2 separate regions of the Homo sapiens genome follow, and region 2 is linked to region 1. The links are chromatin contacts, found by Hi-C or POLR2A ChIA-PET in ENCODE. All regions are on one chromosome and are shown on one strand. Each heading gives the region's core, a stretch centred on a gene start or an enhancer-like site at or near the end of the contact. The rest is flanking DNA. Distances are from core to core; before and after follow the strand shown. Region 1 has its middle 6.4 kb from the start of MIR12117. Region 2 holds the start of SPINK4 (serine peptidase inhibitor Kazal type 4).

Region 1 (7,699 bases), core at 3,175-5,674:
AGGGTAAAAGAAAAGAAGAAATTGGAATACTTGTGCATTGCTGGTAGGAATGTAAAATGGTGGAACCCCTATGGAAAATGGTATGGAAATTCCTCCAAAAATTAAACATGGAATTACCATAGAATGCAACAAGTCCATTTTTAGCTATATACCCAAAAGAAATAAAAACAGGAGCCTGAGCAGATACTAGTTCCTAGCACTATTATTCACAGTAGCCAAAAAAAAAAAAAAAAAAAAAACCCACGAGTCCATTGATGGATAAACAAAAGGCGGTATATACATACAATGGAATATCGGTCAGCCTTAAAAGGGGAGGAAATTCTGACATATACTACAACTCAGATGAACCTTGAAGATATTATGCTAACCGAAATAAGTCAGTCACAAAAGGACAAATATCATATGATTGCACTTAGACGAGTCAGCTAAAATAGTCAAACTCACAGAGACAGAAGGCAGAATGGTGGTTGTCAGGGGCATGGGGAAGGGAAGGGGAATGGGGAGTTATTGTTTAATGAGTACAGAGTTTTAGTTGGGGAAGATGAAAAAGTTCTGGAAATGGATGGTGGTGGTGCAACAATATGAATGTACTTTATGCCACAGAACTTTACATTGGCACTCTGCCCCCGATGACTGACTTTTCAGTTGCTACCTGTTCCCATTTAAAAATGGTTAAAATGGGCCGGCTTGGTGGCTCATGTCTGTAATCCTAGCACTTTGGGAGGCTGAGGCGGGAGGATCACCTGAGGTTGGGAGTTCTCGAGACCAGCCTGACCAACATGGAGAAACCCTGTCTCTACTAAAAATACAAAATTAGCCAGGCGTGGTGGTGCATGCCTGTAATCCCAGCTACTAGGGAGGCTGAGGCAGGAGAATCTCTTGAACCTGGAAGGCGGAGGTTGTGGTGAGCCGAGATTGGGCCATTGCATTCCAGCCTGGGCAACAAGAGTGAAACTCCATCTCAAAATAAATAAATAAATAAGGTTAAAATGTGGAGGCCGGGCGCAGTGAGTGGCTCACGCCAGTAATCCCAGCACTTTGGGAGGCCAAGGTGGGCGGATCACTTGAGGTCAGGAGTTTGAGACCAGCCTGGCCAACACAGTGAAACCCCGTCTCTACTAAAAATACAAAAATTAGCTGGGCGTGGTGGCACATGCCTGTAATCCCAGGCACTCAGGAGGCTGAGGCAGGAGAATTGTTTGAACCCAAGAGGTGGAAGTTGCAGTTCATTTACTTAGCACGTCACTGCACTCCAGCCTGGGCAACAGAGTGAGACTGTCTCAAAAAAAAAAAAAAAGGTAAAATGATGCATTTTCTGTTATGTGTATTTTACCACAGTATGAAAAAATAAGAAGACTCCTGTGGTGAAGGCTTCGCCTGGTCTGTTCTGCTCTGGAGGTGGCAGCGCATGGTGGTTAGTCCCAGCATCTTCCTGGAGATTTGAGCGTGAGACGTGCTGGCTGTGTGGGCTGTGCCACCTGAGGAGGATTGGCCAGTCATAAGGACTCAGCCTGGTTGCTGAATCCAGCTGGGGACCTTGACCCCAGTGACTGGCTTTTCAGCGGCTACCTGTTCTCGAGACAAATGCTGTCCTCCCCTAAGGAGTCTGGGCTGTGGCAAAGCTATGACATAGGTACAACCGTCCTTTTGCCAGGTGGGGCTTAGGTGGAGAAGTTGAAGCCTGGACTCAGTCAAGATCTCAGGACTGGGAGCAAGGAGCCTCTTACTCCCAGGGTGCCCACTTGGTTCCCACTGACTGTTGGTGGAAACTAGGGGCTGAGCTGGAGGCTTTTTAGAGGAAGAAATGACAAGCTGGGGGCTGGATTATCCCTGGGGGTGAAAATGGAGTCAGCTAGATAGGTTATGTCTTGAAGGAGAGGAGGGTCCCCTGGTGTCAGGAAGCAGAGCCTGAACTCCATGTTAGACCCTGGATTGGAGAGTGGGCAGGACACTTGGGAGAGACAGGACTTGGTACTGGCGAGGGTACTACCACACCCATTCTGGGAGTGGACTATAGAGAAATAAATCCTAAAAGTGGACCTATCTTTTGACCTCACAAGTCAACTTCTAGGAATTCATCCTAAGAAAACAAAGTCACACCCCAAGATGTATGTGCGTCAGTGTTCGCCCTAGTGCTGTTTGTAGCCCTGGAAAATGAGAAGCCACCGTCAACGGGGGACTGTGCTAAGTAAAATGAAGTACATCCAAACAATCAAGTACTATGCAACCATTGAGAATGATGAAGTGGATCTATATTTATCGATTGGAAAGAGGCCTAAGGAAACAAAGGAAACTACAGAATGGTCTTTCCATATGAGGCAGGGAAATGTATGAATAATTTAGTGCAGAAATTACTCTGTAATTGTTTCTGGGAGCAGATGCATGAGCAAAAAATTGAAGATGATTTTCCTTCTCTACATAGCCTGGGGCCAGGCCCCTGTTCTAAGCGTCCCCGCCCCACCCTGGGCTGAGGCCTTTGTTCAGAATGTTGGCCCTGTTGAGAGGACATGCTGGGTTGTCTTCTGGGAGGAGTTGCATTCCCCATAAGTCCCCCAGTCTTGGAAGGGTGATGCAGGGTTCCTCCCCTGGGGGAATGGTGGAGGCCTGAACTCTGTTCACAGGTGGTGGGAAATGGCATGGCTGTAGGAAGGTCTGAGAAGGCAGAATGGGAGCTCAACACAGGCTGGGGGGGCTTCTGGCAATTCTCTCAGGTTTAGAAAAATAGTTACAACATTTCTTGCCACTCTTTTGTGAGGGCAATTGAACTGTCAAGCCTCAAGACACTAAAGAATGGAAAGAATGCGGTAGGAGAGGAACACTGTCTTGGCTCTGGAGGGGCGAGATTCGCCTCTTGTGCCTGATCAGAGCTCGACAAGGGGGACCCCTTTTCTAGTAGATCTTTGACTCCAGAATCTAGGAGCCCTGTTGCAGAGGGAGGCCCTGACATCTGGATTTTGACACAGACCTGAGCCTGGAGCTGTTGGAAACTCATTTCTGGGACAGATGTGGAATGCTGGACAATCAAACGTCGCCGGGGCCTTTGGAGTGCTCCCTGTGTCCTGTTGCGGTGGCCACAGTGACTTTGGTCTCCCCTGATGACAGAAGCACAGGAGAAAGGCCAGCTCCATGGCCCAGCTCTTAGTTCCCACCTTCCTCCAAGGCGGGCCTGTGGGGCAGGGAGGGTGCAGGTGGACTCGTGAACCCCTCACCCGTGTTCACCCTCCATGAGCACACTCGGCGCTTTCCCACGTACCGTGTGTTGCTCCTTACAATAATTCCAGCATGGGAAACTTAGGCTCAGGGAGCTCACATGACTTGCACAAGGTCACACAGAGTTTGGGTCTGACACAGACCTCCTGAGTCCCAGGCTAGGGCTCTGGCCACTGGACCATGACCCAGCTCCTCATCCACACAGTGTGGGAGCAGGGCGATGGAGGCTGTGAGGTTCCTTGCCCCAGCCAGGGAAGCTGTGGCCTCAGCAGCACTGCCGAGAGAAGTACAGCCTGGATCCAGGGCTGGAGCCAAGAGCACCTTTGGGATGAGATTGTTTGTGTTTTGTTTTGTTTTCCCTTTACTGTTTTAGAGGACTTAGGAACCTAGTAAACTTGACAGCGACAGTTCCGTATACCAGGGGCATTGCATTGGTGTCACCACGGTCTGGGAGATGTACAGGAATGGTTAACACTGAAACAATCCATGAGGATGCAAGGAGGCCTGAGGCGTGGGGAAGAGGGAAGAAGGGAGACTCCTGAGGGCTGGGGATGCAAGTGGACCTGAAGACATGGGGTTTTCTGCCTCTGAGGCATCACTCTGGGCAGCAACAACCAGTTCCTGCTTCATGGACAACACAGCTTCTTAATCCTCCTGGACCTGCCCTGCCTGGGCCAACACCTGGTGCTCAGGAGGGCTCAGCACAGTGTCTGTCTGAAGACTGCGGGGACCCAGAAGTCCAGGTGGAGACCTAGGATTCCCCAATAAGGCCTAGATGCCTGCTTAGTTCTCCCTTTCTCTTCTGGGCACCTTTCCTCCCCGACTGTACACCCTCTTCCCAAGGGAGAGCAATTGCCACACTATTCCAAGACCCCCCTGTAAGTTCTCAGCCAAAGGCATTTTCCTAAGCAAAGCCAGGGGCTGTGGTTTGTTTTGATGACAAGCTGAATCAAGACTGCTAAAAAGCAGGCTGTTGGGTTTAACTTCATCAACTCCAAGCCTCAATGATTTGTGTTCCATGTGGTTTGCTCTGGATAGACACTGACCTAGTGACAATGAGACTATGGAATGGGGAGAGAAGAATTGCATGCTGAGGACAGGAGAAATCTTCCCCATGAACAATTTGTCTGTTGGGCATGACATCTCATATGTCAGCTTGGGCCATTCCTACCAGCTTGGAATGCTCTGTGTCTGACTCAGATGCTGTGTGTGTCTCAAGGGCGCTGGGCTTGGTGGCCTCTGTGAATTTGGCTGGCAGATCTTGGCCCTGCTGGCTCCCAGGATCCATGGGCACTCTTCCTGTCTTGGGTCTACCCTGTCGTGCAGGTTCACTGCCCACAACCTCCGGGAGACTGTTCCAAGGGTTTTCTTTGTGGGAGACAAGGCCTGCCAGGCCTTTCCCTGGCCCCTCTCCAACCCTGATGTCAGTACACATCCTAGCATACTGCTGGGAATGCCTCAATTTGAGGGAGTGCAATTAGTTGAGGGAACTGAGGAAGTGCTGTAATGGGAGTCTAGGGTTGACCCCTGGGTGACCAAGGCCAGAATGTCAAAGGCGTTTGAACCAGAGCAACTCCATCTTGAACTGGGGCTGGGTGAAATAAGGCTGAAACCTACTGGGCTGCATTCCCAGAAGGTTAGGCATTCTTAGTCACAGGATGAGACTGAAGGTTGGCATAGGATACAGGTCACAGACCGGGCGTGGTGGCTCACACTTGTAATCCCAGCACTCTGGGAGGCCGAGGCGGGTGGATCACTGGAGGTTAGGAGTTTGAGACCGGTCTGGCCAACATGGCGAAATGCCATCTCTACTAAAAATACAAAAATTAGGCATGGTGGTAGGCGCCTGTAATACCAGCTACTCGGGAGGCTGAGACAGGAGAATCGCTTGAACCTGGGAGGTGGAGGTTGCAGTGAGCCGAGATCACACCATTGCACTCCAGCCTGGGCAACAAGAGTGAAACTCCGTCTCAAAAAAAAAAAAAAAAAGATACAGGTCACAAAGACCCTGCTGATAAAACAGGATGCTGTAAAGAAGCCAACCAAAACCCACCAAAACCAAGATGGTGATGAAAGTGACCTCTGGTGTCCTTACCACTCACTATATGCTAATTATAATGCATTCGCATGCTAAAAGACACTCCCATTCCCATCAGTGCCACGACAGTTTAAAAATGCCATGGCAATGTCTGGAAGTTACCCTATACGGTCTAAAAAGGGGAGGAACCATCAGTTCTGGGGGAAATCCCCACCCCTTTCCCAGAAAACTCACGAATAATTCACCTCTTGTTTAGCATATAATCAAGAAATAACTATAAGTATACTCAGTCAAGCAGCCCACTCCGCTGTTCTGCCAGTGGAGTAGCCATTCTTTTATTCTTCTGCTTTCTTAATAAACTTGCTTTCGTTTTACTCCATGGACTTGCCCCAAGTTCTTTCTTGCACAAGATCCAAGAACCCTTTCTTGGGGTCTAGATTGGGATCCTTTTCCTGTAACAAGATCATCTCTCTACTCCCCATCTGGAAACGGGGTCAGGAGGCTACGAGGGCCTTTCCAAGCTGCCATTTTGTATTTCTAAGAAAACTCTTCAGCCTGATTATAGTTACTGCTAGGGTGCTAAAGACAGGACTCTTATCCTCCCTCAAGGTCTCAAAGCCAGAAACAAAGGTCTACTTTGTCAATCCAGGAAACTAGGGAAGGGAGGAATGGAGGAAGGGCAGTCCCTGGTAGTTCCGAGGGATCCCCCAGGGCATGGCCAAGAGGCCAAAGGGAACTAGGCCTCCTCTGCGTGTTTTCCTGGAAGGCTCTACTGCTTTTCCTTCTTCAGCTGGGTTCTACCCCTGAACCAAAGCCACAAAAACACAAAGTTCAGCTTAAAAAGTAAAACACAAAACTTGTCCCAAGAGTCTCTGGTGACCTAGTTCTGGTGACCAAATTCTGGCCTGAGGCTGACCCCAAGGGAACCTCAGAGCATCAGCCTCTCACAGCGCCCTGGGGGTATTCAGTCCTGAGTACCTTGGCTGTAAGGCCAGCCCCCTGCTGAAGTCCCCCTTGCCAGAGTCAACCAGAGGGCCACTCTTTTTCAAAGGGACTTGGTGGTCAGGTGCCAGCTGTACTTTACCAGAGAGGAGGGGAACCCAGTAGGAGCTTTAGGGCTATGGGCCAAGGAGACCCTGCCAACCTGGAAGGCAGTAATTATCTCCTCTGCAGGTATTCACAACATTTACTGGGTCACAGAGCACCTCCATAGCTTGGGAGGCCTGTTGCTCACCACAGCTTTGGGACGTGACATGGTGGTTGGCCAAATGTAAAGAGTATGGACTTTAGAGCCAGATACGTTTGGGTTTAAAGACTTGGCTTCAGGCCGGGCATGATGGCTCATGCCTGTAATTCCAGCATTTTGGGAGGCCGAGGCAGGCAGATCACCTGAGGTCAGGAGTTCGAGACCAGCGTGGCCAACTTGTTGAAACCCTGTCTGTCCTAAAAATACAAAAATTAGCCAGGCGTGGACTCTATCTCAAGACAAATAAAAAAATAATAAAGACTTGGCTTCACCACATAGTCACTGGGGAACTGTAGGCAAATTGCTTTTTTGTGGACATCCACAATTATCCCAGTACTGTTTATTGAAAAGCTGTTGTCCTTTCTCCACTGTACTTCAATGCCACCTTGGTCATAAAGCAACTGTCCTTTCCTGTGAGGGTCTGTCCCTGGACTCTATTCTAGTTCATGGCTTTATTTATCTATCGTTGTCCCACTACCATACTGTACCTTTTTACTGAAACTTGTTCTTTTTTTATTGAGTGTCTTGGCTCTTGCATTTCCATAAGAACTTTACAATCAGCCTCTCAAGAGCCACCAAAAAACCCCACCATAATCACCCCACTTTTTGAGATATTGATTGAAATGCTGGTAAGTTTATGGATCACTATAAGAGACCTGATATCTTTAAAACATCAAACCTTCAACGTATAAACAAGATAGAATCCTCTTTTGGTTTAGGTCTTCTTGCATTTCTTCACAGGGATCTTATACATTTTTATTATTTTTTCCCAGGTATTGTATATATTTTTACTCTTTTTTATTTTTTGAGACAGAGTCTTGCTCTGTCGTCCAGCGGGGAGTACAGTGGCATGATCTCGGCTCACCGCAACCTCCGCCTCCCAGGCCCAAGTGATTCTCCCACTTCAGCCTCCTGAGTACCTGGAACTACAGGCACATGCAACCATGCCTGGCTATTTTTTTCTATTTTCTGTGGAGACAGGCTTTCACCATGTTGCTCAGGCTGGTCTCGAACTCCTGGGCTCAAGTGATCCACCTGCCTTAGCTTCCCAAAGTGCTGGGATTATAGCCGTAAGCCATTGCGCCCAGTCTATTTTCACTATTTTTAAATAAATGATAGCCTTTTGAAACATATTTTTCTTTTGTTGCTCATATATGTAAACACAATTTTCGTATATTGACTTTGTATTCAGTAACCTTGATAAC
Region 2 (7,699 bases), core at 1,813-4,312, 140 kb before region 1:
GGTGGTGCACACCTATAATCCCAGCTATTTAGGAGGCTGTGGCAGGAGAATCACTTGAACCCAGTAGGCAGAGATTGCAGTGAGCCAAGATTGTGCCACTGGACTCCAACCTGGGTGACAGAGCAAAACTCCGTCTCAAAAATAAATAAATAAATAAATAAAAATAAATTTAAAAAAATTTTTAAATTAGCTGAGTGTGGTGGCACGCACCTGTAGTCCCAGCTACTTGTGAGGCTGAGATAGGAGGATCGTTTGAATCCAGGAGGTTGAAGCTGCAGTGAGCTATGATTGCACCACTGCACTCCAGCCTGGGCAACAGAGTGAGACTTTGTCTCTTAAAAAAAAAAAAAAAGTGTCAGAGCACTGGGATGGGGGCAGGGATTGACTGACATAGGGGAATTTCTGGGGCTATGGAAATGTTCTGTATTTATTTTTCTTCCCTAAGTCCTTGTCTCAAGAGGTCCTGTATCTTGATGGGGGTTTGGGTTACACGAGTGTATACATTGTCAAGATTCATCGAGTGATAAGATTTGTGCATTTCTTGATATTTAACTGTTAGGGAAAAGAAAAGCATTTAAAAAATATAAAGCCCTTCCGTGGTTCCCTGTCCTGATCACTAAGCCTCCCTATGGACCTGAGCTGCTTAGTCTTATGTTTAGGGTACTGCGTAAGCTGACCCTAAACTTGCTTCTTGGGCTGACTTCCCAGTACACCTCTCCATGCCCCAGCTATTCCTCTCTGCTCACGGGTCCTAGATTGGGCCCTGCTTTGGCTCATGCCATGTCCCCTCCCTGAAATGTCTTCGTCTCCGTTCTCCTCCCGCCGAATCATACCCTCCTTTCAAGGCTTGATGCTGCCCCCCAGTGAAGCTGTCCTTGACGTCCCCAACAGTTTCCTGAGCAGATCTGGATGGAGGCTTCTTTCACACCACCATGTACTGTCCCACTCACTGGGTCACCCCGCCTCCCTATGCACCTGAGCTCCTTGGGGTTCCTTTATGTCTGCCTTTGCGCAGCACTTGGTTCAATGTCCTACACTGTGGGTGTTCAGGAATTGAATACTAAAGTGCATTGGTGTAATCCCAGCACCTTGGGAAGCCGAGGCGGGCAAATCTTGGGGTTGGAAGTTCGAGACCAGCCTGGCCAACATGGTGAAACTCCGTCTCTACTAAAAATACAAAAATTAGTTGGGTGTGGTGGCATGTGCCTGTAATCCCAGCTACTCAGGAGGCTGAGGCAGGATAATTGCTTCAACCTAGGAGGCAGAGGTTGCAGTGAGCCAAGATCGTGCCACTGCACTCCAGCCTGGGCAACAAAGCAAGACTCTGTCTTGAAAAAAAAATTTTTGTTTAAATAAAAAAAAAAATTAAAGTGTATTGGGAGGAGGGGGTGTTCAGAACTCTAAGATGTCAGAGTTTCTTTCTGGGGGATGTGGGGAAAAGCTACATTTACCCCCAGGCTGCCCTTGACCTTGACCCAAAATGCCCCCTCCTCACTCAGCCCAGGCAGTAGTCTGAAATGTGCAAAAAACAAAAACAAAAACAAACAAACAAAAACCAAACTTCTTCAGAGCAGGCTTTTCAGTGTTCCCAACTGCTCAAGGAGTAGGTAGGTGTAGGTGCCAGGCTGGGCGTAAGCAGGCTGCTCCTGAACAGGTCCCCAGACCCGTTTCCCTTTCCCCCTGTGCCCAGGTCTGTTTCCAGCTGGGGAAATGGGTGTGGGACTGGCCATGAGGTCAGTGGCCCTGGATCCTGCCAGGCGTTGCCTTATAACTTATGGCTTTTGTCCAGGCGGGTCCTAACTGGTCTCCCCGCTTCCCTGTTCAGTTTATTCTCAATGTACCAACCAGAGCAACCCTTGAAAGACATAACTCTCTGCTCAAAGCTTTCAGTGCCTCCCATTTTAGTCAGAGGAAAAGCCAAGTTCTTATGTTGGCCAACAAGGTCTTTCCCGGTACAGTTCCAATTTGCCTCTCTCATCTCCTCTCCTATCACTCCGTACAATGTCCCCTCCTGCCACACTGGTCTTACAGTACCTCAGTCACTCCAGGCATGCCCCTGCCTCAGGTCCTTTGCACCTGAGCTGTTCCCTCTGCCTGGAATCTTCTCCCAGATATCCACATGGCTTAGTCCCTCATCTCCTTCAAGCTTTGCTCAAACATCGGACTCTCAGAGATACCTCCCCTGATTTGAAATTGCAACCCCCTTCCAGTGCCCATCACCCTGCCAAGTATTTTTTCCTTAACTTTTATCAGCTTCTAACATACCGTTTAACATACATTGTAACCATCTTGTTTATTGCCTTTCCCCTTTTCCTCTACCCCATTGGATTTATGCTCCATCAGGACCGTGCTTTTTCTGTTTGGGTCACTAATCTGTCTTAAGGGCTCAGAACAGTGCCTGACATGGTAGCTGTGAGATTGCAGGGATGGCCCAGATCCTGAGAGGGCCCTGCCCCAAGTATATGTGTCCAGTCCTGGGAAAGGGCTCTGTCGTGCTCACATGGCTGCCCAAGTCCCAAACCACAGCCTTTCAGAGAGATCGGGAGCTCAGAAGACCTCGGCCAGGTCTCTCTTAGCATCCACCACCCTGCACCCAGCATACTTGTCAGTCTCTCCTGAGAGCTGGGACCTACCTGCTCCCTTCTGTCCCCACAGCCTCCAGCCCAATAGTTGCTCAGTGCAGCTTTGAACTGGAACAATGCCCTCTTTTACAGCTGGAGAAACTGAGGCCCCAAGAGGGTAGGGGACTTTGGTAATTCTGCGCCAGTCAGGATTTGAACCCAAGTTTCTTTTCTCCCAGCCCAGAACTTTCCCCAGCACAGTGGAGGGTGCATATGCAGAATGAAGGTACATGGAAAAAGCTGAGGCCTCACAGGGTGCTCCAGGCCCTGCTTCTGCTCTCACCCCAAGCTCACCTACCAACACAAAGCCACAGAGAATCCAGGTTCTGCCCACTCACCCCTGTCCACAACAAGGAGGGCAGCCAAGGCCAGGGCGATTACCCACTGGCGGACGGCCATGCTGATCCTGGGATAGTGTAGCCTGAGCTGGCTGGGGCCTGCGCCTGAGGAAGGATGGGGGCCTATTTATAGTGCCGCTCTCCTAATCTTATCTTATCTAGGGCCAGATGGAGAGACCAGAGTTAATCTTTGCACGCTGACATCCGGAAAGGGCTTGCTCTAGGTGCAGATGCTGAGCTTTTGATGAGATGGGGCTGTGGCCATGGGGCTGGCAGGTTTCCAGAGTGACAAAAAGTTTGGACAACTTGCAAAGCTGACTCCAATCTGAGGGTTGGAGCAAGGAGAGGAAAGTTGAAGTAGAAAGAGAGAGAGTTCAAGGCAGAGAGAAGGGGAAAGAGATAGAGAAAGAGAGAAAGGAAAAAAGCAACTGGAAGATGGCAGGAGGCAGAGAAGGGGGCTGGAGCCTGGATTCCTTTGCCAGTGCCTCCAGCAACCAACTCTGGGACCTCGGTAGAGCCACTTTTCTTAACTGGGCCTCAGATCACCCATGCACGAAGTGGAGATGAGACTTTTGGCTCTGCCTTTCTCCCAGGCTGCTGTGAGGATGGCGGCGGTGATAGCAGACGGGAAAACATTTTGCAGAATATGAAATGAGCTGTAAACGTAAGCAGAAATGATCATTTTTACTTACTTTTATTTCACTTATTTTTTTGTACCGCAAAGTGGGCACAACTAACAGGCAAAACAAAGGCAAAATAAAACATTAAAAGGAAGATGCCTTCTTGCTTTGCAGGTATTATGTGTTCATTTGCTTTTTTTTTTTTTGAGACAGAGTCTCACACTGTTGCCCGGGCTGGTGTGCCTGGCGCGATCTCGGCTGGCTGCAACCCCTGCCTCCTGGGTTCAAGCGATTCTCCTGCCTCAGCCTCCTGAGTAGCTAGGATTACAGGCACCTGCCACCTGCCCAGCTAACTTTTTGTATTTTTAGTAGAGACGGGGTTTCACTATGTTGGCCAGGCTGATCTCGAACTCCTGACCTCGTGATCTGCCTGCCTCGGCCTCCCAAAGTGCTGGGATTATAGGCATGAGTCACTGCACGCGGCCTCATCTGTATCTTCATAGGTTAAATAAAGACAAGATTCTTTTAAAGAAAAATCAGTTTCTAAAACTCCCCCATACTTACATAGTATACATTAATAAGTCATTTGGATATTTGCTCTCAAAGAATTTCTGATATATAAAATACATTTTATTTACATACACGTTTCTCTAATTCATTTAGATCAGTGTTTTTCAGCTCTGTCTGCAGATTGGATTTCCCTGGGGGAGAATTTACAAATACAGATGCTGAGCTTCGCTCTGAAATATTTAAATCAGAATCTGTGTTTTTTTTTTTTAAAGAAAAACTTTATTTCGAAAGATTTCAAGCCTGCAGATAAGTTGCAAGAATATTCCAATGACAAGGCGAAGGATTCTTGTTTGAGGACAGCCCCAGCCAGGTGCGGTGGCTCATGCCTGTAATCCTAACACTTGGGAGGCTGAGGCAGGAGGATTGCTTGAGCCCAGAAATTAGAGACCAGCCTGGGCAATATAGCAAGACCCCAACTCTAAAAAAAAATTTTTTTTTTAATTAAAAAAAGAACAGTCCCTTTGGGGACACCAGCCATCCAGTCACCTCTACAGACCCATAGAAGCCCCAGACCTGTGGCCAAGACTAGCTTGAGGCCCCCAGTGATCCTTGACTCAGCTTCAAGATCCTTCCGTTCCTCCTTAGGAAACTGCACAGTCCCAGGGATGCCTCTGAGGCAGGTGGCAGCTATCTTTCCATTGCTTAGGCAGGTAGAGAAAATATTTAATGATGACTTCCTGTCCTAAAGCAAAAACGCCATCTTATAAAAGGGGAATTGGACTTTAAAGGTCATCTTGGGGCCAGGCACCATGGCTCACACCTGTAATCCCAGCACTTTGGGAGGAGGCTGAGGCGGGTGCATTCACTTGAGGTCAGGAGTTCGAGACCAGCCCTGGTCAACATGGTGACACCCATCTCTACCAAAAATACAAAAAATTAGCCAGGCGTGGTGGCGCATACCTGTAATCCCAGCTACTCAGGAGGCTGAGGCAGGAGAATTGCTTGAACCTGGGAGGTGGAGGGTGCAGTGAGCCAAGGTTGTGCCACTGCATTCCAGCCTGGTGACAGAGCGAGAAACTGCCTAAATAAATAAATAAATAAATAAATAAATAAAAATAGGCTTGGTGTGGTGGCTCACGCCTGTAATCCTAGCACTTTGGGAGGCCAAGCTGCATGGATCACCTGAGGTCAGGAGTTCGAGACCAGGCTGGCTGACATGGTGAAACCCCATCTCTACTAAAAATACACACACACACACACACACACACACACACACACACAAATTAGCTGGGTGTGGTGGCGTGTGCCTGTAATCTCAGTTACTTGGGAGGCTGAGGGAGGAGAATTACTTGAACTAGGGAGGCGGAGGTTGAAGTGAGCCGAGATTGCGCCACTGCACTCCAGCCTGGGTGATGGAGCCAGACGGTCTCAAAATAAATAAATAGATACATAAATAAATAAAATAATAAAATAAAAAATAATGGTCATCTGGGTTTCATCTCCCTTCTTCCACTAGGGCTTTCCTACAGCAGCCCCACTGGGAGGTCATTCATGGTGATGGGGAGCTCACTACCTACCAGTTTCGTTGTTGGATGGCTTCGAACAAAGACAGTCCTTCCTCACACAAGAGGTCTGCCTCCCTGAGAGTCCTTGGGGCTTATAGCTTTGTCTCTGGCCTCCTGTACTTGCATGAACCTCCTGTACTTGCACAAGCACCTTTAGGCTGAGCAGGTCTGCCATCTGCCTGCCTCCTACCCTTGCACATGTGAAGCTCCTGGGCCTCTCTCCATTTCTCATCTGATCACTGACAGGTCTGTCTGTCAGTGTCCCAGGTTACAGTGAGGAAGGGACAGAGGGGAGCAAAGGGATTTGATCCCTTCCTTGTTTTGGACCTTAGATTTCTATCCACGTGGCAGAAATGGCTACTGAACATTCTAGTTGCTGCAAGGAGCCAGGACGCTTGAATTTTGCATCCTTCAAAGTACAGAGTAAAGTCAAGGGCAGCCTGTGGAGTACTGAGCTCACTTACCATCCCAGCCCACCCCAAGGTCTCCTCTTCAGACAAATACCTTCTAGATTCACTCATAGTAACAAACTTCGTAATCTGTCATCCCATCAAAGTGTGAACCTAGCTCCTATATCCGACTGCTATTGAACAGCCCATTAAGGATGTCAGTGCATCCAAGAAAACCTCACCATTAATTCACCATTCATGTATTCAGTAAAAGTTTAACAAGCGGCTAAGTGCCATGCTCCATGCTGAGTGCTTGGATATGGCAGAGAGTGAGTCAGATACAGTTCCTGTCCTCCAGGAGCTTTGGTTAAGTAGAGGCACAGTACTGAACGGGCAGCAGCATTGTATCATCACTGCTGGAGTGAGTCCCATGAACCACACATGCTCTGTTCTGTGAGAGGATCCAAGAGTGACCTATCCATCTGAGATCAGAGACGCCAAGGGCTGAGTGGGCAGGGCAGGCTGTAGCCAAGTGGAACAGTGCTGCAGGTAGAGGAAACAGAATGTGTGAGAGCCCTGAGGCAAGAAGAAGCTTCTCACATCTGAAGAACAGAGAAGCCATGTGGGCAAAGTGGGGCCAGGGAGCCGGGGAGGGCCATGACAGGAGTCTGGAATGGTCAGTGGGGGCTAAATAAGCCTTGATCTCTGCTCCCCTGACCCACATCCCAGCAACCTCCGGCAGTGGAATCCCAGGCACTGACCCCTCAGCCTTGTTTGCCTTCCCATGGAGGGTCTAGGTTCTGCTTCCTACATAGCTCTTGAATCCATCCCTGCCCCTCCACACCCCCCACTCTACCCTAGTCCTGGCCACTGTTGTCTCCAACCTGGCCACCTCAATGGTGTCCTGTCTCATATCCCTGGCTCTCCACCTGCCACTCCAAATCACTCTGCACGCAGCGTCCCGGACAAGCGTCCTAAAGAGCAAAGCTGACCAGGTCATCTTGCCCAAAACACTGTAATGGCGTCCACTGCCAACAGGAAGAAGCCCAAACTCCTTAGCCTGGTGACCACACCCCTTCAACATCTGATCCCAACCCATCTTTCCAGCTTCACCTTCACCTTGCCCCACCCTGGACCTGCACTTCTTCAGTTCAACTGAACCCCTTGCACAATTTATTCTGTCTGCTGGCAATGCTGGGTCTCCCTTCTCTATCCCCCTACTCCCATCCTGTGAAACCTAGCTTAAACATTCCCTCTTCTGAAACCTTCCTAACTGCCTTTCACCAACAAGGTCATGACTGTTGTCACCCACCCTGAATGCCCCACTCGCATTGTGCCTTCTGTCTCCTCCATCCGTGTCTTCCCCCTGCACTTTGGTGGCCCTTGCTTATCCATCTGCTGACTAAGCTGCAAGCTGTCTGGGAAAAAGGACAATGTTTCAATTATCTCTATTGCCCTGGTGCCCAGTCCTGAGCGTGGGACACAGTAGGTGCTCAATAAGTGTTGAGGCTAGGCATGGTGGCTCATGCCTGTAATCCCAGCACTTTGGGAGGCTAAGGCAGGAGGATGGCTTGAGGCCAGGAGTTTGAGACCAGCCTGGGCAATGTAGTGAGACCCCATCTCTACAAATTTTTTAAAAATTAGCCAGGCAGTGTG

Evidence for each region. Hi-C counts contacts between places; a loop is a spot of excess contacts on that map. ChIA-PET counts read pairs that join two places held with the same protein, here RNA polymerase II (POLR2A). Pooled maps may share reads with other maps.
Region 2: a loop to region 1 is called in a map of K562, with 2.2 times the contacts of the local background. The contact joins the promoter of SPINK4 here to the enhancer-like site in region 1. A Hi-C loop is called at or near these places in 7 of 168 maps with a recorded cell type or tissue (K562, esophagus muscularis mucosa, gastrocnemius medialis and 2 more) and 8 of 50 pooled maps. POLR2A ChIA-PET finds 5 or more read pairs at or near these places in 4 of 52 experiments (OCI-LY7, PC-9, Panc1 and 1 more).

What each region holds. Positions count from the first base shown.
Region 1 is chr9:33,098,421-33,106,119 of GRCh38, reverse strand. It overlaps a transcript of B4GALT1 not described here. Among named protein-coding and RNA genes, the nearest start is that of MIR12117, 6.4 kb to the left of the region's middle. Within about 2 kb of position 4,424, at least 10 of the 41 ENCODE cell types and tissues checked have a DNase peak (open chromatin) inside an H3K27ac peak, as active enhancers do; they include PC-9 and gastrocnemius medialis, where a contact is called at or near this core.
Region 2 is chr9:33,235,530-33,243,228 of GRCh38, reverse strand. SPINK4 (serine peptidase inhibitor Kazal type 4) reads right to left here and starts at 3,062. Exons shown (of 4, transcript NM_014471.3): 1 at 2,960-3,062. The coding sequence starts at 3,020.